Linked DNA regions of Homo sapiens: region 1 is linked to region 2. The links are chromatin loops, found by intact Hi-C in ENCODE. Cell type or tissue: GM12878. All regions are shown on one strand.

Evidence for each region. Peaks named below come from ENCODE experiments on the same cell type or tissue, not always from the same donor. Only the 100,000 strongest peaks of a DNase experiment are listed, where the experiment ranks them.
Region 1: it touches region 2 in a loop (4-fold over the local background); 1 of 110 quality-filtered maps calls a loop at or near these places.

The regions. Positions count from the first base shown.
Region 1 is chr12:80,777,158-80,779,657 of GRCh38, reverse strand. No RefSeq gene overlaps it. Among named protein-coding and RNA genes, the nearest start is that of LINC01490, 15 kb to the right of the region's middle. RefSeq lists enhancers at 1,264-1,493, 738-1,937. In GM12878, no CTCF peak of the experiment used is centred here; DNase peaks (open chromatin) are centred at 690, 1,367 and 1,918; H3K4me3 peaks cover 969 bases; H3K27ac peaks cover 2,500 bases.
Region 2 is chr12:80,292,133-80,294,632 of GRCh38, reverse strand. All of the region lies in intron 26 of OTOGL (otogelin like), which reads right to left. Among named protein-coding and RNA genes, the nearest start is that of PTPRQ, 150 kb to the left of the region's middle. In GM12878, no CTCF peak of the experiment used is centred here; DNase peaks (open chromatin) are centred at 622 and 982; H3K27ac peaks cover 1,496 bases.

The DNA.
Region 1 (2,500 bases), 490 kb before region 2:
TTTTTTTCTTCCTTTAAGTTATAGTGATTACAAACACAAATTCAAGAACTATCCCACACAAACACAACGTAGTTCCAAAGAGTTTAATTGCTACCTGTTCCATAAATCTTTGCTTCCTGTGAGTTTTTGTTTATTAGCTGTATTTTTGTAGATAATAGGGTTGTAAGGGTGAGAGGCTGACTGTCTGCTACAAAGAAGGGACCCATAGAAGGTCTAGACCTGGATTTTTGTAACACAACAATCCAGCATCTAATCCTCAGCTTTGAAGATCCAGCTTTTCTGATTTTTTTCTGGGAAACCCAAAGAGACAGTCTCATTTAGCACTAGGTTTTTCAGAATAATTATTACTAGCACTCCATTTTGCTCTCAGAAGTGTCCCAATATAGATAATACATTATGTAGTCAACATATCTATAGGTGATATAGCACTGGAGAATCATTCATATTAACCTGCCTCAGTTCACAAGAAGCTTAGGATTCTTTTCTTTTTGCAATTAACCAAAACACAACTCACTTGAGCTTGAGAAGAAAAAAAAAAGAGAGAGAGAATCAATTACTTCCAAAACAGGACAGATCCAGGTCTCAGTATCTCAGTGTTGATAGAATTCTTACCTCTTCTTACCCTTCTGTCTTCCTCAGTGCTGCTTGTCTCTCCTCTTTTTGATCGTAGCTCTTGTTCTCTCCCACTGCAGTCATTTTCTCTCCTTTGGATGTTCCTCTCCTAGTCTCGATTCCATTCTTATAGCTCTTCATCTAAAAGAAAAACCAGACTCTTTCCCTCAGTGCCTATATCTTACAGGTAGTATCTGAATGACTTGGGTCTGGTGCTCACTTCTTAAGGAGATTATTATGGGAAATGGTAGCATGACTGGCCAGGTCTGGGATATATCCTTGTACCTCCTGGATGTCCACTTACTAGCTGTAGGAAAAGCAAGATGAGTAGGACACTAACACCTCTAATAGAAAACAAGTTAAAAAAAAAGCTAAAAAGGGACACAAATATCAAAATGGGGTTCAATTATAGGGGAGATAACACATCACTTGAGGAAATTAGAAAAATCTTCTTGGAAGAGATGCCAATTGAAATAGATGCTAAAAGTTGAGTGAGATTTGACAGTACGAAAGGAGTCTGAAATAGCACTGAGATAGACATTGACAAGAGGAAGATTGCTCTCCAAAATTTTGACTTAAAATAAGAATCATTTATTTTGTTACTCATCCTGAAAGTCACAGAATTAGGCTGAGCTCAGCCGGGCTGTTCTGGGTTTGACTGGCTGGGCCTCCCCATGTGCCTGTAATCAATTGAACATCAGCTAAGCAGCTCTGTTTCTGGGGTTGGCTGACTTCCAATTGAAGTGACTCAGCTTTTTTCCCCATGGTCTATTACCCTCAGTAGGCTAGTTTGGGCTTGTTCTCATAATAGAGGAAAAAATCTCAAGAGAGAGCAAAAGTCCACAAGACCTTCTGAGAGTTAGGCTCAGACAGGCAAAATGTAATTTCTATCACATTCTATTGGCCAAAACAAGTCACTAGCCCAGCCCAGAGTCAGCAACTGGGGGAAAAGTCTCTACCTCTTGATCATTGTAAAAGGCATTTATACACAGAGGAACAGAAAATTGGGCTGCTTTTGCAATCTACAACAGTGTTTTACCGAAATAAGATAATTAGAGAAGTATTTTGGGTAGACAAAGCTATACTTAACAGCTAACATTTATTGAGTTGTATTTTTTTTCTCTAATTTCATTTTTATCCTGACCTTTATCTTTTGTCAGAATACTTAACTTGCTAAAGTGTCTGACCCGTGTCCAATTGTTCTTCTCACAGGAAACTTATTTACACTGGCAAATGCCCTTGTGACTCTCACCAGACCTGTGAATAGTTTATTCCTACCAAGATAGCCACTCTGTAGGAGAGCCCTGACTGGAAAAGAAGTTAGGTTCGGGTATGTTGGTCGTGTGAGATGCAGAAGAGGCAGCACAACAAAACACATGGTATATTAATCCGTTTTCACACTGCTAATAAAGACATACCAGAGACTGGGTAACTTATACAGGGTAGATGTTTAATGGACTCACAGTTCCACATGGATGGGAGGCCTCACAATTATGATGGAAGGCAAGGAGGAACAAGTCACGCCTTACATGGATGACAGCAGGCAAAGAGAGAGCTTGTGCAGGGAAACTCCCCTTTTTAAAACCATCAGATCTCGTGAGACTTATTCACTATCACGAGAACAGCACAGGAAAGACCCACCCCCAAGATTCAATTACCTCCCACTGGGTCCCTCCCACAACATGTGGGAATTGTGGGAGCTACAATTCAAGATGAAATTTGGGTAGGGACACAGCCAAACTATATCACATGGAATAATAGAAGCAGTTTTATTACTCACATATACCCTAGAGAGAAGAGAGCAGCACATTTTTCAGGACCGACAGGAAGGAGGGAGTCCAGGACACACACTCAACTGTCAAGTGGGGAGCAAGAGAGATAGAGTAAG
Region 2 (2,500 bases):
ATATCCCTCTGTAACCCATTTTTCCTTCATAGATGCTGGGAGCTTTTGCTGCTTTTTAAACAATCCTTTTGAGAAATAATAAGGGTCATTAAGATGATTATGGCATTGTACTACTCAAAAAATTAATGTCATACTTTTCTGCCTTTCAGCATAATTTTCAAAGAGAAAAATACATAATTTAGGGTTTTGTTTTGCTCTTCATCTTGGGAAAAGTTATTTAGACTAAGGGATGTGAAAAGCTGATTGAAAGGCTTTTTATTGCCATTATATTTTATTGCTATTAATTAAAATGCCTCAATGTTAGTTTCATCCTTTATATTAAATCTGAAATGTCAAGAAATATTCTATCTTGTATGCTTTGTCTTACAATTTCATGCTATGCTCACAGTAATTTGTAACAATAGCAATACACCTAAAAGTCACATTTCTATACTTTCCATTTCTAATGTATTTCAAGTTAATATTAGGTTTAAAAATAATGCCACAGAGTTGTTAAGCAACATAGTAATAATGACAACAAAGCTGGAGGAAAAAGGTCAACATCAATGTGTCACCTGGGCTCCTCAAAACCCTTTATTCTCAGGTACTAAAAGCTTTAATACAGAATATGCCCCAAAATGACTCTGAAACAGAAACTGTCAGCACCTTTCAAGGAAGTATATAATTATACTTTACATGTCAGTCTCAGCACCTGTCATAGCCCCAGCCCCTTTTAAGGGTAATTATCCCACACAAAATCTCTGCTGATACCATAGCCTTAGGCAGCCATGGTTTCTGCCCCAAAGCAGTGCATTCATTTATGGGCAAAGGGACTTCAATGTTGCAGAAAAAACGAACTATATTCTAGTCAATTCTCTCTCAAATTTGAACCAGAAAATACTGATTTTTTTTAATGTTTTGCAGGAAGATCTGAGGGTGAATAAACATGTAAAGGATATAAGGAAGAGTAGGAGCTGACCAGGTAAAAAAAAAAAAGCTGAACATATGAGGAAGTAGAAATGATGACTGAACTGACGAAAAAGTAGAGAAAAGACAGAGAAAAGAAAGTTAGACATGCTAGCCTGAGTAGCAGAAAATAGAGCAGTCACACAGAGATTGTCCAAGTTACAAGAATGACATCAGGTCATCCATGACTCTGCTGCCTGGGGCCAAAACCACCCTTCAGTTGACACCTTCATAAGGTTCTTGTAAGAAGACATAAAAAGTTGGGAAAAAGAATGGTAAATATTGTAAAAGGTTACAAAAAGTTTATGAAGATCTTATCTTGTGATCAAACTAATTAAAATTGGATGTATTTCTTAAAATTAACTTTAGTGTTAATAATGCACAATGCAAAGGTAAAATTTGGTTTTCTCTTTTGAACAAGCTTTTTGTGTAATATTAAGAGATAGTAAAAGATTTTTATTTACCTTTTGAGTATACGGCAAGAAAAAAAGGGAAGAGAGAGACAGATTAAATTTACCTTTTTAGCTATCTTTATTAAGTTTTAAGATTATTTGGGAAACTGAGTCTCCTGTCTACCAAAGAGTAAAGGTTTTAGCTTTTTAAAATATTTGAATTATCACTTTGATTAAATGACTAATTTTGCAGTTACCTGTGACTCTTATTTTGCAATATCAAGTGTTTTAAGCCTTTGATATTTGATAACCTTTCCAAATTCTAAATTCAGTCTTTTGGCCTCAAACTAACTTTTTGGGTATTAGGGCTCCTGAAGTCCGAGACAGACATATTCATCTTCGTTGGTATGTTAAAATTACACCAGAATCATTGTCAAATATGAAATGGTGTTTAACTTTCTTTGAGTTATTTTTATATGAATGTGTCATTAATATATGTTCCAAAATTATATAAGATTCATATAGTTCTGGTATGTCTTAATCTATGTTATCAGGAATAATTATGACTATTACATTAAATTATTGTATGCCACAGAAATAATCAAATTTCCTTGTCTATTGTGTCTTTAACCGTGGCTAGTCTAAGACTTTTGTCATGCACAGACAATTATTGTTTTACTTTTATTCTTCTCAAAAAGCACTTTATAATCAGCTGCAGTCCACAACTTGCTTCCTTAAGGAAGTTTGTGGAAAGGACTCTGACAGGTGCTCTTGAAGGCAGGTTTCTGATTACTTTGGAGATTGTGCCATCAGACTAGAGAGAAAACTTCTGGGATTCTCACTGGAGGGCAGATGTGTTCATGAGGATTGCTGGCCCAATACTGGGCAGAACAAGAGTTAACTGCATGGGACTGAACTAACAGAAGGCTGAAATGTTTTCTTATGACTTGTTTGTTTGAAACATTGGGCTTCTTTACGTTTTGTTTTCTAAAGTCAAGAAAACATTTCTGCTGGGCGTAGTGGCTCATGCCTGTAATCTCAGCAATTTGGGAGGCCGAGGCAGGCTGATCTCCTGAGGTCAGGAATTCAAGACCAGCCTGACCAACATGGAGAAACCCCGTCTCTACTAAAAATACAAAATTAGCCAGGTGTGGTGGCGCATG